5 separate regions of the Mus musculus genome follow, and regions 1, 2, 4 and 5 are each linked to region 3. A link is a loop called in an ENCODE intact Hi-C map of the cell type or tissue named here. Cell type or tissue: gastrocnemius. All regions are shown on one strand.

Region 1 (5,000 bases), 72 kb before region 3:
CTAGATTTAAAGATGTGCAGTATCGGCCATGGAACCCAGTGTTTTGTACATGCTAGGCAAAACTGCCAACCTAACATGAATAATTTTTATTGAAAAATAATCCATACAATATGTTTAGATCACAGTTTCTCTTATTCTAGTTCCTTTCCAACTCTATGCCCTCTCTTTCTATCTTTAAAAAGGAAACAAACAGGCAAACAAACCATAATAAAAAAAGAAAAGAAAAAACATAATAAACAGAGAGAGAGAGATGCAAAAAAGCAAAAGCCTATAAAAATACAAAATCAGAAACCATAATAAACAAGCATAAGAAACAAGTTGTCCAAACAAAGCAATATGAGACAAAACTTCTACAAAAATAGCATTGAGTTTATTTCGTGTTGACCATCTACTGCTGGGCATTGGGCCTGCTCTTAAGTGTGGTTTGTATATCCAGTGAGACTTTTTTGGGGAGAGCTAACTTATCCTTTGTGAGCAGTTGTCAATTGGAGATAGTTTCCTGGTTAGGGATGTATGCCAGTGTCTACTTTGATAGCTTCTTGGTTAGGGATGCATGCCAGTGTCTACTTCCCCATCTCTGTACTGGGTACCCCACCTGGCTGCCATGGAGATTGCAAGTTCATACAGGCTTCAGTTCTGTTTTATCCGGAAAACACTGTTATCTTGGTGTCCTCCCTCCCCTCTGGCTCTTACACTCTTTCTGCCTTCTCTTCCACGTGGCTGCCTGAACCCTGAGGGGAAGGATTTGATGAAGACATCCAATTTAGGTATGAGTGCTCCAAAATTTCTCACTCTCTGAATGTCGTCTGGCTGTGGGTCTCTGTATTTGTTCCCATGTATTGTAGAAGGCAGCTTCTCTGGTGATTGCTGAGGAAGGCACAGATCTGAGTTTAGCCTAATGTCATTAGTAATCATTTTGTCACTACAAGCCTTAAGCAGAGCAATAGTATTTGGTTTCCCCCTTGGCCCCATGACCTATCCAGTCTCAGGTTCTTAGCTACTTGAGCAGTGTCAAGAATGAGGTCCATCTCATGGAGTCAGACCTTAAATTTTAATATAATGTTTTTATTAATCTTTGGGAATTTTATACAATGTATTTTGATCATATCCATGCCAATTTCATCTTTTTATTTCTCCCAGATCCATCCATACCACATCATTACCAACTTCTGTGTGTTCTTTGTCTCTGTCTCTCCTGTCTCTCTGCCCCCCTCCCCCCGCCCCGCGAGCGCTTCTCTCCATCTCTCTGTCTGTCTTTTTAAAACTCAGTGTCAAATTTGTCTTGCTCATACATTCACAGATATGTGGTCACCTGCTGGAGCTTGGTCAACCTACCAGTAGCCACACCCTTAATTTCCTCTAGAAGAAGCTAACAACTCTTAATAGATCTCCATCTAGGAGTGGAGGTTTGTGAGTCCCCCATCCACACATGCACATTTTTGAAGTTATTATTCTTATTTTTATGTGTATAAATATTTTGCCTATGTCTACATATGTGTACCATGTTCATGCCTGTTGCCCACAGAGGCTATTACAGGATATCTGATCCCTGGAACTGGAGGAATGGATGACTATGAGCCAACTTGTGGATGCAGGGTACTGAACCCAGATCCTGTGCAACAGCAACAGATGCTCTTAACCTTAACCACTGAGCCATCTCTTCAGTTTCATGTGCACGAATCTTAACTGTATCATTTGAGAATCTGATCATTTGAGCAGACCCTGTAGAACACAAACTCTTGCTATGGTGGGTAGCCCACACTCCTCCTCCTCCTCCTCCTCCTCCTCCTCCTCCTCCTCCTCCTCCTCCTCCTTCCTTTAGAGTCTTCATTGGCTACTGTAGTATTCGGTCACCTGACTGGAGAGCTAACGGATTTCCTGTGGATGCTAAGGTAATATTTGTAAATGTAGCAGACATTAGAGGAGAAAAGCACTGAGAACTATCATTAAACATAAAAGAATCTGTAATGCTAAAGAGATGATCATTTCCTTTGGGGCAGAAAGAGAGACCACCCCCCCCCCCGAACAATTAGAGCAAATCTCAATTGAGAAACAGAAAGATAGGTAGGATGGGGTTCTCAGATTGAGACTCAAAATTTTGTCACTAAATCTAGAATTGAAATTCCCACTGGAACTAAGTTGAGCTTTGAAGTTTCTGTGAGTAAAGCATGGAGTGGGTCCTGGAGGCTGCAGGTCTCCAGCTTGTGAACACACAACTGTGTAGTAGGTTCTTGCAACCCAGCTTGCCACCATTGCTCACCCTGGGGCACATTCACTGCTCCAAGTCCAGCCAGATTATGAGAAAAAACTAGTGAGACCCATGTGAATTTTTCACCAAGGCCAACTATTGTTCCCAACAAGTCTCATGGATTTAGCTAGGGTCCGATTGCTACAATGTTACACAAGGGTTTCTCTCTTAGATAAAAACTCTAGGCAGAAATGTGTGTAAGGTCAGTGCTTTATATAGAAAAATGAGCCACTCCCTTCTCTCCTCACAGACTCATCAGGCAAGCCCTAAGAAATACTAAGATGCCCTCACCCAGGCTCTCTATTTTTAGCAAAGCCTTGCTTGCAGACTGTGCTAACCAAGTGGGTCAGATGCCACAGTCAAGGGCAGGGAACCTCTCCTATGTGGCCACTGACCCACAAAACAAGTGCCCTGTGTAGGTCATGCACAATGATAAGAAGTGGATTCTATTAGCAGTAACTGCTGCTTAAGAAAGGAAAAGTGAGCCGGGCATGGTGGCGCACGCCTTTAATCCCAGCAAAGGCAGGCAGATTTCTGAGTTCGAGGCCAGCCTGGTCTACAAAGTGAGCTCCAGGACAGCCAGGGGTATACAGAGAAACCCTGTCTCGAAAAAACAAAAAACAAAAAAACAAAAAACAACAACAACAAAAAAAAACAACAACAAAATAGAAAGAAAGAAAGGAAAAGTGATAGAACCCTGCTTGGGCCCAGATTGAACTAGAGCATTTAAAAGCACACTTTAACACTTGAAGCAATCAATATGCTCCATTCCTTCTGATCGTTATGTAAGAGAGGAAGAACATGGGAGAACATAGGATTAAGGGTCTAGAGAGTAGCACAGCTTCAGTAGAAAAGTAAAAATCGAAGAAGACTGGGAAATGTAAGGAGATGAGAGAAAAGAATTAGCCAGTAAAACCTAAGAGAAAGCAAAATAAATAAATAAATAAATAAACAAACAAACAAAATGGAAGACGAAGATAATGAGAAACTGGAGACAGAAAAGTATAAAATTGAGAGAAAGGGAAACAGGGGCTAGGGATTATCTCACTTAATAAAGTATTTACCTTGCATTAATGAAGCTCTGAGTTCCAACTATAAGCTAAGTATTGTGGCATGTGCCTCTAATCTCAGTACTAAAGGTGGAGGCAAAAAGATCAAGTTTATGGTTATATTTGGCTACATAGCAGATTGAAAGCCTGTCTGAATACATGAGACCCTGTCTCAAATAATGAATGGAAGAAAGGAAGGGAGGGAGGGAGGGAGGGAGGGAGGGAGGGAGGGAGGAAGGAAGGAAGGAAGGAAGGAAGGAAGGAAGGAAGGAAGGAAGGAAGGAAGGAAGGAGAATCAGACAAACTTAATCTCTGATTTTGTTGAAGAAACTGAGGCCCAAAAGAAGGGAAGTTATTTGACCAAACCTTTGCTATAAGTCAAAGCCAGGTCTTCAGACTCAGGTCTTCAGACTCCAGGGCAGAAGTATGTTCATCTGTTAGGTGATTAGACTTTTCTTGGGAAGACACAACACACCTATCCACTCACCCCAGACAGGAAGCCCACAACAGACCAAAGTACAGACACCATCAAAATTCAACTTGGTGGACCAATGAGTTTTATTGGTATTGCTTTCAGGAATATGGGTGATGGGCTACTTACAGGAGCAGAAATGACTCAGAGGCAGCTGTATCACCAAAGTCCACCCCAGCGTGGGTGACAGTTCACAAAGCTGGGAACCTGGAGCACAGTGCACTGCCTGCAGGCAGCTCAACAGGTTGGAGAGAGTCCTTTCCACGTGCATCAGTAGGTCTAAACCTCTTTCAGTATGCCTAATGGGTTTCTGCTTCTCCCAGGCAGCTGGTCTGGTCTCACAGAATCTTCTTTGCATCTTGGACACTGCACCTTTTTTCTTTTTTTCACAGCTTAGCTTGTCTGAGAGTCTTCTTTTGCAGTGCAACTCCAATTGGTTTGAGGCCAGCCTGGTCAACAGACTGAGTTCCAGGACAGCCAGGGCTACACAGAGAAACTCTGTCTCAAATAAAGAAATGTGTTTGGAGTTGGACAGGTAAGAAGAAAGCCTCAGATCCTATCAGAGCAAGTCTAGGCAGTTGAGGATCAGAGGATAATGAGAACCAGGGCCATTAAGTCACTTAAAACATCTCTAAGCTAAAAGAGGAACAACCATGAATTGTACACTATAGCTCCTGAGAACAGATGACCATGCTCACCCCAGACCCAAACATCAAGGAAGATACCAGAACACTCCAGAGGTCCTGAGAAAACAGAGGCAATGTGAGATATGTTTTCTTCACCATAAGTTACCCTATGGCTCACTGTGCCAACTCCAGACTGAGCAAGAAATATAGGCCAACCTCAGATTTGCCTTTCTGTCAGGGCTGCCCAACTTGATGGCTATAAGTATTTGTCCTCAAAATGCTTAACAACTTACTAAATGTCCCAGCCTAACCTGTCCCTTCCTGCTGACTGAATACCCTCCTGACTTAACTTGGCCAAGGCTGGATATAATTAGGCACCATCCTGAGGTTCCAGAAGTCTGCCGTATGCCTCCACATATATCCAAACACACTTGGAGAAAATACTTTTGATTCACCAAGCTGATACAAAAAAAAAAGCTACTTAAAGGAAAATTTCTTTTAAAAACCCTCTTCTAAGAAAAATTTGTGTTCTTCGGTGATAAATCTGGATTTAATTCTCACTCAGCCTCATCAAACCATATATTCAAGTTTCCTCTGTCTCCATT
Region 2 (5,000 bases), 100 kb before region 3:
GTCCTTCCATGAATCGTAGACCCAGCACTCTGACTTCACTCCATTTTTGTTCACAGACAACATCTTAAGCACGCATGGCACTTACTATTTTACTTTGATTGCCTTCCTGCTGCCAGAGAATTCTGGGAATAACCAATTTGCCATTTTTCTTTTTTTATCATGTATGTAATGCTCTGTACGTGGCTTTTCTACCAGCTACTGTCAATACAGAGAGCCAGGGTGAGGTGCAGGGAGAGGTTGGGCAGTTCTCTTTGATTCTGGGAAATAGTTCCCCGCGGGAGCTCCAGCTTCAGTCCCAGAGTAGAAGGTCACCAGGGGAAGCAGAAGGTACTATTTATCACAGCGTAGCTTCCCATCTAAGTCCTCACTCCTGCTGTCCCCAACATTCTTCTGTAAGTCTCCTGCCGAGCATAACTTTCCAATACCCGCTTGTCGTTGTCCCTTTCAGAAATGCCTGCAAATGCAAGTTAGAGATGTGGGACTTGCCTTTTTCTAAACAGGTTCTGGTTTTGTCTCGTTGCTGGTTTTATTTTCTGACATAACGTGCACGGTTCACAATGGTTGGTGAGATACAAAGACCAAGAAACTACCTTTGTTTTGGAGGTAGTTTGAGGATGAAGCTGCTCTTGCTTCTGAATTTGAGGTTTGTGAGAACCTTTGGTCCTGGATTTATGAAAATGGAACACTGAGAGTGTTCATTCCTTAGATTTGCAGCCTGATTCACTAGCAACAACAGACCAGAAGAAGGGCTTTAACCCAGTTGTCATCTAAAAACTTTCCCTGTCATTGTAAAAATAAAAAATAGTTGTAGTAGTAATAGCAAAAGTAATACACTGGTAGCTGTGAAACCATGTTCTGTTCCTGTAACAAATGTCTCCACTCTGAGAGTCATGCAAATGAAGTTTCCGTGACAAGGCATCATGAACATTAATCACCTCGGATATTTTGCTACCATAATGGCAAGCTGAGTGACACAGCCATTGGTGTCCACTGTTAATTAGGGAGATGTGGTCTGGAGATGAACCCAGCACCTTGCACAAATGGCTAGGTAAGCGTTCTACCACCAAGTACCACCCCCACCCCTACTGTTAAACATTTGATGGTTTGGTCACTTTCTCTTCTCCCCCCATAGATGTATATTCAAACACTTGGGATTATATTAACAAACAACTCATAATGTGACCCAGTCCTTTTCAGTGGAGTCTACATCTCCCTTCCTGTTACGTCAGCCCATTGATCTGGCTCTCCCACAAAGAAGAACACGAAGTTAAGGGTAAAATAATGGCTTTTCACGATTGTCCTTCATCAATAATTGTTATACCTCTTTTTGGTTCTTTTCTAAGCATGTCTTAGAAAGCCCATAAGCACATGTTTCCTTTTCCAGGCCGAGATGGATCAGTAGTTCTGTTGGCCTGTTAGGCCCATTGCTGTGCCTGTGGTGCAGCTACAGACTATACAGAGTAGAAGAGAGGGTGTTGTCTTTCCACAGAGGCTCGGGATCTAAGAATGCAGAGCCCTCCTTTGCAAACCATGAACTTTGACACTAAGACAGGATCTCTTTTAGGCTAGTCTAGAGCTCATTATGTAATAGAGGATGATTTTAGCCTAGAACTTACTATGTAATAGAGGATGACTTAAACTTCTAATTCTCCTGCCACCTCCTCCCAGAGTTCTGGAAGTTACAGGCATGTGCAAACCTACTTTGTGTGATGTTGGACCTCATAAATATTAGGCAGGCATTATAGCAACTGAGCTATATCTCTAGTCCCTCATACCATGCTAGACAAATTACCTTGTGAACAATTGAACTACCAAGACAGCTTTGAGAAATGGTTACCAACGATGTCTTTCTATCTCATACTTGCATCTTTTCCTTGTTTGTTGCCTTGCTTGCTTGCTTGTTTTCGAGAGAGAATTTGTCTCCCCTTGTAGACAAGGCTAGACTTGAACTCACAGAGATCCATCTGCTTCGACCTCCTCAGTGCCGAGAGGAGGTATGCACCACTGTTCCAGAACCACTATTAGTTTTCAAAAACAAAATTCTAAAGATTTTATTTTCTCTACATGATATATCAAACAGTATCCCTGTGGGCCCCCCCACCATGGTGTGCATGGGGGTGGGGCAGGGGTGCAGTTACTAGTGGTGATGGCGGGTAGTAGTAGTAGTAGTAGTAAAATTATTTTCTTGCCAAGGCCTCAGCATGTTTGGAAGTCTTCCTCTGGAAGCCCTGCTGAGCCGCTTTGTGTGCCATACAAGCAAATCAGTCTTGTTTCTTGAAGCTCGCACCTTGCTTGGAGCCAATAGTCATATTCTTCAGCTTGATCACACACCTCATTCCCTAGCTCTGCTGCCAAGTGGCTTTTAGCTGTTTCCAAAAATCAGATTGCCTTCAAGAAACAACCCCTTCCCCCACGCAGAAGATTCAAAAGATATTCTGTGGATTAGGAAAGGGTTTTTTTTTCCCCCTCAAAGAAAAGTTCCAAAAAACATGAGGATACTTTTCCCTGGCATAATGATTGCCTTCCAAGGGGGCTACTCAAAAAGCAGTGGTGCTAGTTAGAATGTAGCTAATTGGCTTGGTTTGCCAAAGGGCCAATAAAATAGTCTTACTGCTTTTTTTTCACAGGTATATGGAAACTTTGAAGGATACACATTGATAATAGAGCAGAGGTCAGCCAGATGGCTTAGTGGGTACAGAGGCCTGCCACCAAGCCTGACAGTGACTTCCAGCCCCAGGACCCTCTCCCAACAGTCACCATTTGTTCTCTACTTGTACACTGTGGCATGCATGCCCTTCATACATTAAAGAAATAAATGTGATTTTATTTTTTAATAAAGTAAAGGGTTGGCATGAAGTTGCTACCAAATAAGTGTCTGATGGATCCAGTATTCATGTCCCCAGTACTATGAGTAACACTTTGTGCATATGCCGTATCACATACTAAAGACAGAATATGGCAGATCTAACCCCTACCTTCTTCAGATTTCACATCTACTGTCTGATTCAAATAGGGAACTGCAACAAAATCTAAACACCCTATGCCATAGGACTGTGATAGGCAAAGAAGAAGAATGCAGTCCATGCAATGTGCAATCCCCAAAGAACGCATAGAAGAAAGCACAGAAGTTGGATAGTTTGTAAAGTAAAGGAACATGAGGAACGTGGAGAAAATGTCCTTTGTAGAGGGGGGAAAGTTAGACTAAACAGTATGTCACAAGTCTGTAGAGCACTATACACAAGGTTCATTGCTCCATTCCTGGTTATGATGAGGCAAAGCAAGTCCCCAGGATAAGGCACAGTTGCAATATGCAGTGAAGCACACATGAAGCATTATGCAGCAACTAGAAACAAAGAGCCTTGTGTAGACCCTAAAGCATAAAGAGATGTTAAAAACAAGCCTGATAATCTGAGCTTAATCCGCAGGATGCACGTGGTGGAAAGAGAGAGCAGATACCCTCAGGTTGGCCTCTAATTTCTGCTCTCGCTCTCTCTCTCTCTCTCTCTCTCTCCCTCTCTCTCTCTCTCTCTCTCTCTCTCTCTCTGTGTGTGTGTGTGTGTGTGTGTGTACAAAACAAATAAGCTTAAGAAAAAATTGTAAAACCATAAAATGACCAGGAATGACAGCATGTGCCTATGATCTCAGCAATGTCAAGCTAAAGGATCAGGAGTTGGAGGTCTGCCCACATACCATCATAAGATCCTGCCTCAAAAAGCCATAGAACAAAGTCAGTTCCCTGAGAGATATAATCCAGAGGGAGAGTACTTAGTTATCATGTATTAAGGCCCTGAGTTCCAACCCTGCCACTCTAAATCAGAACAAACAAACATAATAATAAATAAATAATTAATAATGTATATTGTTCCGGGCTCTGGTGGCAGGGACAACCCTACTCAGGCATCAGTGGGACAGGCTCTTCCTACTTACTACAGCCACAGCTCCGGACATGAGAAAGTGCAACCCATTACCAGCCCTATCCTTTGGTACCTGGCTGGAAATATCATTACCACCAGCTAGTACAGCTCACATTGCCTATCCAGAGGTAACCAGTGCATCTAGGCTCACCATTTACCTTGACACTGCCCACGACAGAAACTTCCACCAGAAGGAGAAGCTGGAAAGAAAATTGGTCTGGATGGCCCTTCAAAAGCTCAAGGAGCTACGAGTCACCTAGCAGCAGCAGAAGCAGCTGGAGACCTTCCTCATTCAAAAGGGTGATGGTGGTGAACCCAGGGGCCATGATTGGAAAGAATTCATGCTGGGGCAAATGTTCCTATTCCTGCTCACACAGAATAAGTAACCTGGAAAAGAAAGTTTGTAAAAAATCAAAATGAAAAGGGACGAAGAGAGAGAGGATGAGATAGAAAACAAGGCACGGGGTTTCAGGAAAAACCATTTCATCTCCAGGGACTTCGACATAGAAGGTCCTCAAGAGACATGTTGAGATAATGCACAAATGTGTTTTACCCCAGGCGAAATAAATGCACCTTTAAGTTGCCTGAGCTTCTTCCTACCTAGTTTATCCATTGACTCAGAATTTTAGATGTGTCTGTCTGCTCAGTGGAAGCTTCATTTTGTAACTAATGTTTGGATGAGGGATTTTTTTTTAATTTTTTGATGGTTTGTTTTCTTTTGTTACCATTTCTTTTTTTGAGACAGGTTTCACATAACTCAGGCTACTCTTGAACTCTGTGTATAGTTGAGGGTGACCTGGAGTTTTCTATCCTCCTGCATCTACCTCCCAAGTGATGGATGGGATTACAGACCTGCACCACAACACCCAGCTAATATGCTGCTGAGAATCAAACCCAGAGCGCTGTGCACACTAGGCAGGTCCTCTATCGACTGAGCCATGTTGCCAGCCCCTATAACACTTTTTATTATTAATTTTTACTTTATTTGTAATGACGGCTTTGCCTGCATGTATGTATGTTCACCATGTGCATGTGCGATGTCCTCAGAGGCCAGAAAAGTGCCAGATGCCCTGGAACTGCAGTTAC
Region 3 (5,000 bases):
TATATCTATATATGGCTAAAATGGTAAATTTTATGTAGTCTTTACCATAATAATAAGAAACAAACGTGAAAACCAATCCACAGTCATGCGAAGTTTAACAGTTTGAAAACTCTCCGCATTCTTCCAACCCTGGTGAAGGTGCTTCTCCAGCCTCCTTTGGTGAGCCAGGGAGGGGGAGGGGAGAGCATCAGGAGCTAGGGCCATCTGAAAAGCTTCCATCTGGGTGATATTTGTTTCATAGATTGCCAGTTGTTCACCCTGTTTGTATTTAAATGAAAGGAGGCTTTGAAGTGGGAACCGCCTCTGAGCAGGGCTTGGGGTTCCTGCCTTCCCTGGTAAAGTTCAGACTTGTCCAGATCTGCCTGTAGCCAGAGGTTACTGTTTCTGGTAGAAAAGGCTCAAGTTTTGGTTAATAATACACTAAAAGGAAGAGCATCAGTGACTTGAGGGGGGCAAAAATGAGTTCCTCTTGCTGTGGGAGGCAATGTTCCAATGTGGTCCTTTTATACGTTAGGAAAATCCCTTTCTCTTTCATTGTCAGAGATTTATTTTATTTTTCTTTATTTTGAAAGAGGCTCATATGTAGCCCAGGCTAGCTACAAATTCCTTATGTCCCTGAGGCTGGTCTTGAAGTCTTGATTTTCCTGCCTATACCTTCTGGAATTACAGGTGTGTATCATATACCCAGTTTGGAATTTCATTTTACTATTAATGTTGGTCGCATCTCAGATCATATTTCCCTTGCTGAGGAATATCTTTATGTATGCATCAGTGGATGTTAAGGTGCTGTGCTAAGCGCTAGCAGTGCCAGGAGGACCTCATGGTTAGCAGTTTAAGGATTACCTGGATTATTTAAAAGTTCCTTGAATTCAATGGAGCTGAGTGTGCATAAATTAAATGTGTTGCCAGACATAAAAAATTTTAAGTCACAGCTGGGTGTGGTGGCGCAGGCCTTAAATATCAGCACTTGAGAGCCTGAGCCCAGTGGATGTCTGAGTTCAAGGCCAGCCTGGTCTACAGAGTTCCAGAACAGCCAGGGCTACAGGGAGGGAGAAAACTCTACCACAAACAAACAAACAAACAAACAGAAAAGAAATTGGAAGTCCTACTTACAGACAGGTCACAGTGTGTCTGTTCATGCTACTGCTCTGCAAGAGTTAATATATTGAAGAGGAGTCTGCAGTGGGCATTCAAAACACCCTCCACAGCTCCTCACCTCCAACCATGTCAGCACGGTTTCCAAAGAACAGTGGAGGAAGTCTCCACAAACCCTCTGAGGGCGATAATTGTAATGATGGTTCGTATCTTCACCCTATGTAATTTTATGGGAATTGAGAGTCTAGCCAAATAATAAGCTCCAGCCCTTTTCATCTGCCCAGTTCCCAGCACACTCCCGAAGTGTCTGAGGCACTTCTCACCCTGAGCTCTTAAAGCAGATTGTAACAATAACAACAGTAATGACAAGTTCACAATCTGCACGGTTCCCTTCATTAAAGGAGCCCTGGGAGCTTCAAAAACACTCATTAATGGAATCTGACAAAGCTTGGAAGGTGGGAAGACTCACCCATTCCCAGTTTTTCTTGTGACTAAATGTAGAACGGGAAGAATTGGAAATACTGGGCTGTCATTCCCTGCCACCACTAGAGTCTTTTCATTCAAGAGTCTTGGGACTTTGGACACATTGACCTTAGGTGAGTGCTAATTCTTAGCGTTTCTTTCTTTCTGTGGGGTGTCAATTCCTATACCCTACACAGGGCAGTGTGGGGCCAAAAGTTTTTCTGAGCAACCTTGATTTAGCTCCATCTCCTTGAGGTTCAGTGATTGTTTTCTGGTCAGTTTCAGAGTTTGTGTATATTTATTGCAGAACTTAGGGTGTGAGCGTGCGTTGAACAGTGTGTGGGGATGAAGCAGGTGAGAAGATGATTGCTAGAGTTAGGGGCTAGCTTGTGCTCTTGGGGGAACACTGTGATGGGTCAAGGGGGGCTAGGTGAGCCTCTCAGCCCAGCTGTGAGTTCCAGGTCCCCCGGCCCCCACCCCGCGTTGTTTGGATCAAAGCAATGCCAGTATGTGAGTGTGCCTTCCTTGCCCAGGTGTTGGTTAGAAGTGGCCCTGGATGCTGGGTAGAAGCAGCGAGGCTGGTATTGGGGCTGGAGGGCTAAGTGCTGCTCAGGCCCATGGGGATAGCCTGTCAAGTGGCTGTGGAGAAAGGCTTGTGGCTCAGACAGGGGCTCAAGGCCCCAAGATCCAGATCACCAGGATCTCTTGAGACTTGGCCCCTTAAGCGGGAAGAAACTGCCCTTTCCTCTCTTGCTGGGGGGGGGGGCGGGGGGCAGGTTCCCCGCCTCTGAAGAGGAGGGCAGGAGGGAGGAGCCCAGCAGGGCGTGTCGCAAGAGGGAGCGCCGCGCGCCCCGTGCGGGCCCCCTAGGAAGTGGATTTGGCCCGCTCCAGATCCAACCCAGCTTCCAGGTTTTCTCCCGGCCCGGCCCTGCGTGCTCCCGCCTGTCTCGGGCTCGCCCCCCCCCTCATGCCCGCCCCCTCCCTCCCTTAGGGCCGCCCCGCTTGGCCAAGTTTGCGGAGCCTCGCTGTGCGAGCCGGGCCAGTCAATCAGCGGCAGAGCTGAGAAGGGCACAGCCGTGCGGCCGAGGGCAGTGAGCTGAGCCGGGCTGGGTGAGCGGAGCAGCGCCGGGTGGCTGAAGCCCCGCGCCAGCGATCGCCCGCCGACGCCGCCCACACTCTGCTCTTCTGCGACGCCTGCCACCTTCCCTTCCTTCCCTGAGCCCCTCCGCCCCTGGCTAGCTGGCCCGGGTTCTCTAGCCTTCGGAGTCCCGAGGTCACGGATCCTCTCCCTAGTCCCTTGGGTCCCGCGCCCATTCCACGCCTTTTTCCTCGTACCGCACCCCGGCTGGGCGCCTGGCACCGGGGACCGTTGCCTGACTCGAGGCCCAGCTCCACTTTTCGCCCGCGTCTCCTCCTCCTGCCCTCCTCCTCCTCCTCCTCCTCCTCCTTCACTACCAACTTCAACTCCCCGGTTCTCGCTCCGCTCGTGAGTGTTCACTCCGCGCCTCTCCGCCCGCTCCGCAGCGCTGCTTTCCATCGGGTCTCATTCTGTCCCCTAAAGGTGGGAGCGCGTCCGTCAGGGTCCGCACCATGGCACGCTTAGGCTTGCTCGCGCTCCTCTGCACCCTGGCCGCGCTCAGCGCCTCGCTGCTGGCTGCGGAGCTCAAGTCGAAAAGTTGCTCGGAAGTGCGACGTCTCTACGTGTCCAAAGGCTTCAACAAGAATGATGCCCCCCTCTATGAGATCAACGGTAGGTGGGAATCCTGCACTCTCCCCATTACCGAGCGGTGGGCACCCCGGGAAAAGGGGCGCCCCCCCCCACGCCGCATCAGGTAGCCGAGAGGGAGAAACGGGCAGGCAGGAGAGCCAGCCCCGGCTTTGAGCGGGCACCGCGAGTGGAGGGGCGCCGCCGGTTTATTCAGTGCCACCCAGGTCCTTTGCTGCTGCCCCCCACCCCAGCCCTCTCACTCCCGGGAAGCCACTAGGGACTCTGGCCCTCAACGTGCGTGGCTTGGGCTCTCTCGCCTTTTCCGGGTTGAATTCTTTACTGGGTTCCCCGCTTTGTTGTGTGGGTGACGACGAGGCCGAGTGGGGGCGGGGTGGGGAACCTCCTGGAGTTTGCAGATTCCTAGGGGCGCAAAACGTGAGACTTGAATGAGCCGCTCATTGACGGTCTCCTAAAATTCCTCTCCCCGCCGCCTCTCTTCCACCGCTGACACGGTTTAGTTTTTAGGAGCTGCAAGGGCTTTAGAAGTCACCTTTAAAAAGCGAACTCTTCTTACTCCTTCAAATCCCGACTTTTGGGAAGTCTCCAGCTTTCCGGAAGGTGTTGGATAAAACGGGTATTTCCCTTCCTTTTCTCTTTTCTCACCTCATTTTAAGGGTTAATTGCACTTTCAATTACAGACCTTTGAAAGGACTGATTACAGGAAACCTAAATCTCAGTTTGGAGATGGTTATGCAAATGAAGATGGCTTTGCCTCTGAAAAAGTTCACCGGATTTCAGCGCTGGGGGGGTTGCGGGGGGTTGTGTATGGTATTTGGGGGAAGTCCTCCTAGAGCGCTGGGGAGGCTGCATCAGGTATGCCCTCCCCTCCTGCTCCCGAGGTCTCCAGGCCCGCTGGTGGCAGTGCCTGGGCTAGTCCTCCTTCCCTGTTGTACTAGATTTTTGAAGCCGCCAACTGTTGCGCACAGCCCTGCGGGCTGGCGGCCGAAACGGCACAGGTAGCTTGTTCACCCTGGAGACTCTGAAGGAGCTACGAATCTAACTGGCTTTTGGCCAGCTTAACCTAACGGAGGCGTTAGAGATTCGAGCCCCGAAGGCCAAATCTCCATTCCGAACCATTCATGGAAGTGTGCAGAGTGCGCCTTTGCCTCGCTGTACTGGTTGCCCGGGTGGGGCAGGCAGGGGGCCAGCAGCCAGCAAAGGAAATACTGTAATTTTAACCAGGCGCTTCCAAAAGCTTTAGAAGACTTGGGGGTCATCTTTTGGAAGGCTATTAATAACCTCGGAGATTAAGTGTGGTCATCAATTACATATAAACTACAAAAGTAATTGAGGGAAGTGGCTGGGTACTTTCAGAGTGTAATCGGGCTCCATCTAGAAATAGAACTGAAGAAATTGTTGGTAGTAGCCCAGGCGTCCACTGCACCTTGGCAGTTGTCAAGTAACTCACAGGCTACTGATGAAAGGCTGTTTGCCCTTCAGCTGCCTGTCTTTTTGGGAACTCAAGTATGTCCTCCCAGACTCATGATTTTATTGGTTGTAGAGCTCTGAAAAGCCCCCTTTCTTTTCCCTCTTCCTCCTGCCCTGCCAGCAAAAGAGAATTGAACCGGCAGCCGCAGAAGCTTGGGAGCTCTGCAGGTCAGACCTGAGGTCTTTGTGCCCTGCACGGCTCGAGCCTGGGTGCTTCAGAGATGATTGGCGTGAAGGTTACAGTTGT
Region 4 (5,000 bases), 180 kb before region 3:
AGATTCTTGGAAACAATGTATCTAGCCAACAGATTTTTTAACTGTTGAAAATTTAGTTTGGCTCAAAGTGCTTGAAGAGAAAATGAAGCTGATAAATGAAATATAGACGGTATCTGCATGCATGATGCGTGTGTGTGTGTGTGTGTGTGTGTGTGTGTGTGTGTTTAAATCAGTTCTTTAGATTTCCCCCAAGTTTGAACTCTGCCCTAAATTAGATACTCTATTAATAGGCAAGCTACCTTCCGAGTGCAGCTTAGGGATCTTAGTACATGATCCAGAAGTCTCATTTTGATCTTCATCCTACCAGGGCCTTTCATGGAACAGTAGTATCAAATAGACTTCAGAGCTATAAAGTTCATGGCAAGTTAATCTGCATTCCTTTTGCATTTTGTTCTCTGGCTGAAGATGTTGAGAGGTTCCTATATTTAAAATGTGGCTGCCATGGGATCCTTATTGGCAGATGTCTACCAGGAGGTATTTAGAATGGTTTGGAAAAGCATACAACGTATTTGTGAGTGTGTGTGCATTTCACATGCCAGCAGAGCAGAAAGAATTTACAAGGCTTGGGGCTACTGAGCTTTCCTTAAGACACCATCACTCTCAGCTGTTGGGGTGATGTCAGAGATGCCGGGAACACTGCTTAAGGCCCGAATTCCTGAGCTCTATTTGAATTGCAGAGAAGCTCTGTTTTGCATTGCAGAGCTTAGAGCAGGCCGGACCCATTCTGTGGGCTCTACCTTCAAAGACCTACGGAATTTGTTAACTACAGACAGAGACTAGTGAGCACTTGTTATCAGGCAAAAGGAAAGCTGCCCCCTGCTGCCTGAGTCTTTGTCTCTGCCTGGGATACCATGGAAAATGGGGAAGGAATCCAGACTCATTAATGAGCTAATACAAAAGCCTAAGCCAAGCTAGAGGCAGTTCGTTATTGCTGCGTATGGATTCTTGAAGGAGGTGGAGAGCTGAAAGATGTCCAGCCCAGAAGCAGGAAGCGGTGATCTTACTGCTGATATCTTTTTATTTATGTTGGTTTCTGGACTATTGTGTGGCAAATTGGTTGATCAATACTTGCCATCAGATAACTTCCTGTGCAAATTGTTGAAGCTACGGGTTTTCACTCTAAGAGGTTAAGATTCAACATCGAAATGAACTTCTCCTTGGGTGCATGGACTCTGTTCTTCCCTGTCATTCTTGGAAGTCACTTAAGCGGTAATCATTTCTTTGAGACCCTTTCAAAATGAAGCCTATAAGGCAGAACATATAGTAAAGTGTGGTTATACATACAGGCTGTCATATTAGGAGTTATTTTATGTATTAGGTATCTGTGTTTTATGTGGTGCTAAGTTTGATTGGCTATATATGTACATTAATAAGGATATACAGAATCCACTCTACATACACATCTGTCATCTCATGTAGATATATCATCTTTTGGATCCATTCATCCAACACTGAGCAACTATATGCCAGCACTATGAGCATATGGATACCACTTGAGCGTGATCTCTTTCAAGGTAGATGATGAGACATATCTTCAATCCTACTATCCTAGCCTTGTATTAGTGAAGCATAAATAAGGTCCTGCTAACCCTGAGAAGGGAAGGATTCATTTCTACTGAGAGAATTAGACAGGACTTCAAAAATAGGTAGCCTTTAAACCAGGCTTTGAAAGACAAGGAGAATTTTGGCAGATAATGATTGCAAGGGAGGATCTTCCCAGCAGAGGAATGTGGTATGAGCAGTGGCTCAAAGACATGAAAGTACATCAGTAGACATGTGGCTAGAGAGCTGAGGCCACAAGCTGGAGTAGCAGAGAGGTGGGGAGTGAAAGATGAGACTTAAAAGGTGTGTCAAAAATGCCAGGGGCTATAGATAGCATAAGAAGGAATCCAGAGTTGTACTCTTTTGACAGTGACAGCCACTGAAGGGATAGGAACATGAGAAAGATATGGACAGGGATCAGGGTTTTGTAATGTCCATTCTTGAGTGTAGGTGAGAAGGTGGGGGTTAGAGGGCAGAAATTGGTAGCAAGCAATCCAGCTAATCTTGCAAGAGTTTCCAAGGAAAGGAAGTGAAGCCTGCCATGAAAATTTATTAAACCTTCCAGTCTACTGCCTGGTGGAATAGCCTAGGGAATGAGAACTGCTTTGTCTCTAAATTTGGCCCTGTCACTTTTTACCTGTTAGCCAGGACATAAGGATTGGAATAGGCAGTGCTGTGGGTCTCAGAAGAATGTAGTATATGTCATAACCCACTCAAACCAGACCAGTAGCTGTTCCAGGTCCCACAGTTAAAAGGAAACCCTAGTACCTGTAAACATTTATCCCTCATTGAACCTTAAGAAGTTTTCACAATGAGGTATTTAGATTCCCTGATGAATGTGTTAACTATTACTCTTTAATCAATTTGTTACACGTTTTTTTTTTAGTCAATATCCCAATTAAAAGTGGCTCCTTGGATGTTGAATGTTGAGTGTCATCCATTCACTGAAGTCTCAAAAATTACCAAAACTGTGAGAAAGATCGGGAGAGATTATCGTGTTTTTCTTCAGCTGCCACTGTGGGAGCTTAGATGTGTTGGAGAGACTACTGTGTTTCGTGACAGCCTCACAAAGAGGCGTGGGGAACCAGAGGGAAGCAGTGACTGTTTGCCTTCTCCATACCTTTTTAGAACAAATTTCCTTATTTGAAAGCAAGTCCTGTGTTTTTCTAATTATAGCAGCTACTTGTAGTTTGCTCTGTTTCCCTAGCATGGTATACAGCACCTTGCCTGTTGTTTTATTCAAGCATATGCAGACAGCAAGCCAACCTAACCTGACTTTTCACCAAACACTCAGGCTCTCTCTTCTCTCTGCCTCAGCACACACTTGTGCCCTGCTGATCAGATCTGATGCTAAGAAGGCCAACAAAGTATTTGGGATGGGTAGCAGGGGAGCTGGATTACAGCCTTTCCGTAAGGGTGGAGATTTGTCCTCCTACTCAGCACTGGGCTGTGTGCTCCTAAAACACATAGTAGGGTGACACATATTTGTATGAATAAGTGAATTATTTTGTTCTAGTTTTGACCCACCGATTTCCCTGTTTGGACAAAATGTCTCTGTCTAACACCTGCCCTGCTATCATATTCTGAAAATGGATCATGTTATCTGCTTTTCGAAGCACACAGATCTTGCCCTATGATGTCGTGTATTTAATCTCATCCATCTTTGAGTTAGATGATATAATTTTCAATTGATGGGAGCTAATGGCACTTGAGATTATTTGGAGTTAGAGTTGATGCAGTTAAAAAACATTGAGACAAGGTGGATATATTTTGCACATGGAAAAATAGTAAATTTGGGGTAAGGAAATGTATAGACATGTTCAGAGAGGAAGAGAACACATAGGGAACCCTTTTTGCCATTAAAAATTAAGAACTGGCCGGGCCTGGTGGCGCACGCCTTTAATCCCAGCACTCAGGAGGCAGAGGCAGGCGGATTTCTGAGTTCGAGGCCAGCCTGGTCTACAAAGTGAGCTCCAGGACAGCCAGGGCTATACAGAGAAACCCTGTCTCGATAAACAAAAAACCAAAAAACAAAAAACAACAACAACAAAAACACAAAATTAAGAACTGTTTACATTGGGCATTTTAAAGTTGATATATAGAATATTCTAGGTCTTTCCAAAGGCCATCTAGAAAGCCAGGTGTGGTAGCACACGCTTGTAACCCCAGCACTTGGAAGGTAGAAGCAGGAGGATCCAAAGTTCAAGTTCATTCTTGGTTACACAGGGAGTTCAAGACCAGCCTTGGACTGCGAAAACTGTCTCAATTAGCAACAACAATAATAAAGTCATCTAGAGTACTCCTTTTTTCACTTTCTTAAGAAATATTCTAGAATAGTACCATGTCCTCCTTGTGAGTTCCCTGTTCTATTTGTTCAGAATCTCTTTAACTCAGTAAGGACTGGAAAACCCACAGTCTTCTCTCCCCTCTCTCTGTTCTGACTCTCACTTGGAGAATGCATGCTGGTTCTTATTTTTGACAGAGACATCAAGCCATGTCCTACGCCTTCTTCTCTCTCCTGTTCTATCACTTTCAAATATGATACCAAGCAACCTACTCTGTCTGTCAAAGCCCGAGTACTAGGCACTTTCATTTTCTTGGCTCCTTTGCACTTCAAGCTTAACTTGTTGAGGCTTGAACAGCTGAGATGAAACAGAACTTCATGCACCCTTTTGATTTCTAAGACTCTGGTCTTCCTGGGTCCTGAAGACCTGGGGTGACTCATGCCTCATGTGTAGATAGGTAGAAATTGAGAAGCATTCTTATTTGTAAGTACATAAAACCTTGGGCACACCCTCCCTTATTGCACAGATTTCTCATGCTTGCTACAGGGTATAGTATCCATGAAGGACAGCTTGTCCTGTAATAATTCCTGCAACCTAGGACCTACTCTGTCCCACTCACATTAAATCATCATTTATGTCACTAGCCCTATACTCTATCCTCTGTAGCCAGTCACCAAATGCTTTAAAGTTATTCTCGGTAACACTGTCTTTTTGAGATACTGTTATGTCCCTGTGCCATTTATGCACATGCAGGCTTGCTTTTTTTCACCAAGAGTCCCATGTTGGGCACAAAGACTAGAAAACCCCCTAAGTCAGCCCCACCTTTGGCTTCTAGAAACCTACATTCTTTCTCCCCTTTCTTTACTTTTAGCACGATAAACACCAACCTGACTTCTATTCTTAGTTTGCTTTATGTATTTTCTTTTGTGTGTGTGTGTGTGTGTGTGTGTGTGTGTGTGTGTGTAAAACTTCTTTCTCTGGTACAAAAAGTCATAGAGGTTTTGCGTTGCCTTGATTCCTACCTTCTCTAGCTAAAAGTGCTTTTCCACATCTCCTCCGTTTTTTTATTGTTTTGGTTGTTTTGTGTACGTGTGTTTTGTTTTGTTTGTCTCGTATCCACCTACTCCCATCTTTTAAATAATATAGGAATTTCTTATGCAGATTAAAATGCCC
Region 5 (5,000 bases), 110 kb before region 3:
ATTGTTGCAAACGTTTTCTTCTGAGAGAGTCATAGTAATTAATGATAACAGTAATAGGAACAATAACTGTAAAAGGCCTCTCTTCTTCACCTGTCTCTTGGTCCTGTCACTTCCTGAGGATAAATTAAGTTCTCCCTGTGAAGGAAATGTTTTGATGAACTGATTCTTCCAGGGCTTTAGGCACTCTTGGGGAAGGGACAGCCACTGAGAAGAGTGTAGTAATACCATTCCTGAGGAAGGAAGGTAGTGACAGGGCTTCTGAGATTGGTGAGGGATAGCCAGCACCTGCTCTTACTCTCCAGGTATCCAGTGTCGAGCTAGTCTCCTTTTGGGGATATGACTTGATTCATAACACATGCAAATAAGTATAATAATGGCCTATGTTATAATAGATTATGTAACAAAACCATTTGCTGTTTTCTAAAAGATTAAGCGATTTCTTAATTGCCAAACAATAATAAAGCACAGTTGGTGTTTCAAATTCCTGGCAACAATTTTATATTAGAAACCTAAACAGCCTGAGCCATAGTTGAGAGCCACTGGTGTGCTCTCCTGACAAGGGAGTCACCATAGAAGAGAATGTATTGAGTCAGCTTTGGAATTTGAGTCAGAATGTTGTTTGGTAGCAGGTGACTTGGGTCACCTAACAGTGCCTTTAAGACCTTTCCACCGTATGCGCTTCAAAGAGCACCATCAAACCTCTGCCTGTGAGGATATGGAACCTAATTTGAAGGGCTATCTCAGTCAGCAATGTTTGATGAAGTTTTCAGGACACCCTTACTCCATCATACAATCTTACCTGTTCTTTAAAAGGTAATTTTTTAGGTTCATTAATGTATTTGTGTGTGTGTGTGTGTGTGTGTGTGTGTGTGTGTGTGTGTGTGTGTGGTGTATGCATGCACGCGAGAGCATTCCTGCCTCAATATATAGATATAGATTTATAATGTACATACAAAAGCCCAAAGAAGCCTCAAGAGTGTATCAGAGTCATCCTAGAATCAGAGTTAGAGTGTGTTGTTAGCTGCCATATATGTACTGAGAACCAAACCCAGGTCCTCTGCAAGAACAAAAAGTGTTCCTAATGACTGAGCCATCTCTCCAGCCCCAGCCTTGAATGTTTTACTATAAAGCAGTGTACTTTTATTCTGCTACATCCCTGGGAAGTATGTCCATAGCCCAGTGCAGTGTAACCTGAAGATATTGTACCCCAGCTTGAAAAATAGGCCTATGATGAGAGAGACCATGCCTCCCTGAATGGGGACAATCTACTGTATTCTCTCAACACCCCACTGTTGTAGCTGAGGATGCTTGCAGGCTGGAGTTAGCAATAGAACATGAAGTGGAGACTTAACTGCCTAACCCTGTTCCAGAAGAGGCCATGAGATCACTGCCAGGTTTTATAGTCAGTTATCAAGTAGGCAAACTAGACAGCTCACTTATTATAGACAGCTCATAGTGTAGTCAATAAGATACACTGTGAAATGTGCCTGTTCTTAACGGGGTCCCATTTAAGAATTAAAAGCCAAAGGCCTGAAGTATGCCTGTTTACCCACATCTGAAGAAGAAAATGCAGACCTCCAGAGAGCCTGGCTTCATTTGCAGAGCCACTTGCTTCTGCTTTCAAGTCCCAAGTACCCATTTCACTCCTGAAAGTTCATAAAGGAGGTGGAGTTACTGTGGCAGGAAGGGGGCTTTTGTTGTGGTTCAGAAGACAAGGAAACCAAGATCTGTTTGGGAATCAGAAACCAATGGCAGAGCCCCAGGATGCCCATGTGAATGGGCAGCAAAGTGAGCAGTGTTGCAATGAGTGCCGTTTCCTTGGAGATTGCCCCCAGTTTTATCCTCTGGGGTATGCCAGGCAATGTCCTGAGGTTTCACATACTCATGTCTTAACTGTACACAGCAAATGGAAAACACAGGGATGGATGGCAGTGTTGTTCTGTTGCTATATTAGGGCCAGATTGAAGCCATCTGCTGGAACAGGCTTGGCAAGGAAGAAACCCCCATGCTTGGCTTAGCAGTAGCATCCTCTTTCCTGCCATTTTTATCTTTAAGACAGGGTCTTCAGCCAAAGACGACCTTGAACTTCTGATCTTCCTGCTTCCACCTCCCAAGTGCTGAGATTCCAGTCATCGGCCACCACACCCAGTTTACACAGGGCTAGAGACTGTGTGCTTGAGACCAGCATTTTCACAACTGAGCCTCATTCTTAGCCTCCTCCCCTTCCATTTCTAAAAAAGAATTTATTTTATTTTATGTGCTTTGGTGTGAGAGTATTAGATCCCCTGGAACTGGAGTTACAGACAGTTGTGAGCTGCCATGTGGGTGCTGGGAATTGAACCGGGTCTTTTGGAAGAACAACTGGTGCTCTTTACCACTGATACATCTTTCCAGCCCTACTCCCTCCCCCTCCATTTTGAGGGCAACCAGAGCTGCCCTGTACCGTCAGTGTAAGTGACGTTCCCATAGCAACTTCTTGATGCCCATTTCCTCAGAGGATGAGCATTTCCTCATTGTTATATGCTCAAGCCCTCGGAGGCATTGAAAGAATCCCAAGACTGACCTTCTTGGCCACCAAATCCCTCTCCTCCACTGCCTGTGCAAGCTTGAGGGGCTCTCCTTCAAACCCAGCAACTTTTCCCCCAAAGCTTTGTGGGCAGTGGCTTTAGTGGGGGGTGTTATACCATGAGTTAAAAACAAACCTAGAACAGTGCATCATGGATTTGTTTATTGCCAGGGTCTCTCATCCAAGACTAGGACACTCAAGAGGCCAGAGCTTCCGTAGCTGATGATTGCTAGAGAAATATCCACGGTGAAATAACTGATTGACCCTGCTATGGGGAAGCTCTGTTGGAAGAGGCCGCCTTGGCTCTTAAGAATAAAGGAATGATTCCAGCCTGCAACAGACTATACTCCTTTTCCAGGTCCCAAGGGCCTCGAAACCAGAAAAATAAAACTGGAAGGAAATGTACGGGTCACCAGTTCAGCACCGTGATTTGACATATAGGGCAACTGAAGCTTTAAGTAGGAAATGCCTTGTCAGAGGTGAAGTGGGAAGGCCTGGAATCTAGAGTTCCAGACCCCAGGGGATAGTAAAGACTCCTTGGGGATTCCAGGAGGAGATTTTCAATAACCAGGAATAGAGGACTCTCCTTTCAGAGCTTTGCCCAGTGCAGAAAAGCTTTCCAACACAAACAACAGGCAGCCCCTAATGACTGACTGTTATTTTAAATGGATCATCTAATCTACAACACAAAGGCCACTGAGGCAAAATAAGAGTCCTGGCTGAGTGTGTAATTAGTACAGATAGTTGGGTCTACCCCCTGGGCATCGTTAAACTGATTACAAATAGAAACAGATTTTTAGATGAAGCTGGGGGGGTGGGGGGAGTCTCCTTGCTGGCCCAAAAGGTTCTCACAGAAGAACCACTCCAAGAGAAAAGCAATTTATGATCCCTTCAAAACATACACTTAACATGATGAAAAAATAGGCTGAAAAAAATCACTGAAAAATATGAGTGATTTCAAATAAAATAGTTTGTGGTGTTTCTCAGAATATGTTTGGTTTATCGTAAAACCTAGTTGTTTCCCTTTGGTGTAGGTTTGGTTTTTCGTAGACTTTTTTTTTTTTTTAAATATGTGCTATTCACTGATCCCCAGCTCCTGTTCCCACAGGCTTCTTATTTCGTCAGGACAAGATATCTGAGTCATTCTGGCTTAGGGCTGTGCTTCACACTGATAACTGGGATCTTTCTAAGCACAGAGATCAAATTGTACAGGTTCTGCCTTAGAAACTGTGGGACGGCCCTTCCTGCTGCATTCACAATTGTTGTTGCATTCCTAAGCCACATGGTCTTACTGAAAATCCACTGCCTCCAATCTCAGTTCTTGAGCCCTGCTGTGGGTCATCACACATCTCCTAATGGAGATAGCCAAGTTGGCTTAAGAAATCATCCTAGCTACTTCCCTTTAGGTTTGTTATCGATCCTCTTGGTAATTTGCTACTGTCTTCCTATGAACCCTCTCTGTGATCTAAGGAATGTCTATCTGGTTTATCTATGGGTGTGGTGCTCTTGCCGAAGTATGGGATTCCTTGAAGGACTAGCTAAATCTTCCTTCCTTCTTTTGCTAACTCCTGGGGACACCATACATAAGATAGCATTGTTGTTAAATGAAATTGGATTCTGTTTCTTGCCTCCAGGAATGTCCTTATTTATCTGTGACCAAGATCCTATTTTCTCTGTCTCCCATAATACTTCCTTATTCTTCTCAGATACCTCTTTCAGCTCTAATCCTTGTGGCAGTGGCCCTAGCACAGAGTGTGCCTTTGCTGGGCTTCCTGTCAGTTTACACCTCAGGCACCGCACTGAGGGATTGAGTGATAGACATCTCTTCCTGCCGAAAGGAGAGCTTCGAACAATCTCTAGCCATAATTTAGATAAGGATGTTCCTGGAGGCCATTTGGTGGCCTAAATGTACGCCTGGGATCTCATGGCCTTAGCCATCATTACTCATTTCTTGGGAAACAGAACTGATAATTTCCATGTCAGCTCCCTAAATCAAGAACTCCCTGCAATATCCTATAGAGTTTAACAAGGTTTCTTAATCAGACACATGGTGAACTTGTGGAAACTATGCCTCTTGTCATGCTTTGGAAGTTCCCTTTTGTGATATATACTCAACAATTGAGGTTTTTGGTTTGGTTTGGTTTGGTTTGGTTTTTAGTGAGAATCTATTACTCCTTTGTCCTGCCACATATTTGGTATCCAGAGTTTTTCAAGAAGCAGTAGGGTGGGTTAAAGAGATGACTCGGCAATAAGAGCTCTTGTTCTTTCAGAGGACTTGGATTCAATTCCCAGTACCCACATAGCACTTCATAACCATCCATAACTCCAGTTTCAGGGGATCCAATCACTTCTTCTAACCTCCATAGCACCAAGCATTCATGTGACACACACATATATATGTATGTATGTATGTGTGTATATATATATATATATA

The links. A loop is a pair of places that touch in the nucleus more often than their neighbours do. Peaks named below come from ENCODE experiments on the same cell type or tissue, not always from the same donor. Only the 100,000 strongest peaks of a DNase experiment are listed, where the experiment ranks them.
Region 1: it touches region 3 in a loop (2.6-fold over the local background); 2 of 42 quality-filtered maps call a loop at or near these places.
Region 2: a loop joins it to region 3, with 2.2 times the contacts of the local background. A loop is called at or near these places in 6 of 42 quality-filtered maps.
Region 4: it touches region 3 in a loop (3.0-fold over the local background); 5 of 42 quality-filtered maps call a loop at or near these places.
Region 5: a loop joins it to region 3, with 1.8 times the contacts of the local background. A loop is called at or near these places in 4 of 42 quality-filtered maps.

The regions. Positions count from the first base shown.
Region 1 is chrX:52,235,263-52,240,262 of GRCm38, reverse strand. No RefSeq gene overlaps it. Among named protein-coding and RNA genes, the nearest start is that of Gpc4, 73 kb to the right of the region's middle. In gastrocnemius, no CTCF peak of the experiment used is centred here; no DNase peak of the experiment used is centred here; H3K27ac peaks cover 361 bases.
Region 2 is chrX:52,266,310-52,271,309 of GRCm38, reverse strand. No RefSeq gene overlaps it. Among named protein-coding and RNA genes, the nearest start is that of Gpc4, 100 kb to the right of the region's middle. In gastrocnemius, no CTCF peak of the experiment used is centred here; a DNase peak (open chromatin) is centred at 2,218.
Region 3 is chrX:52,162,923-52,167,922 of GRCm38, reverse strand. Gpc4 (glypican 4) reads left to right here and starts at 3,000. Exons shown (of 9, transcript NM_008150.2): 1 at 3,000-3,307. The coding sequence starts at 3,148. In gastrocnemius, a CTCF peak has its summit at 2,415; DNase peaks (open chromatin) are centred at 2,556, 2,881, 3,474, 4,302 and 1 more place; H3K4me3 peaks cover 2,872 bases; H3K27ac peaks cover 2,753 bases.
Region 4 is chrX:52,344,713-52,349,712 of GRCm38, reverse strand. All of the region lies in intron 6 of Gpc3 (glypican 3), which reads left to right. Among named protein-coding and RNA genes, the nearest start is that of Mir6384, 31 kb to the left of the region's middle. In gastrocnemius, no CTCF peak of the experiment used is centred here; no DNase peak of the experiment used is centred here.
Region 5 is chrX:52,276,011-52,281,010 of GRCm38, reverse strand. All of the region lies in intron 7 of Gpc3 (glypican 3), which reads left to right. Among named protein-coding and RNA genes, the nearest start is that of Mir6384, 100 kb to the left of the region's middle. In gastrocnemius, no CTCF peak of the experiment used is centred here; a DNase peak (open chromatin) is centred at 1,900.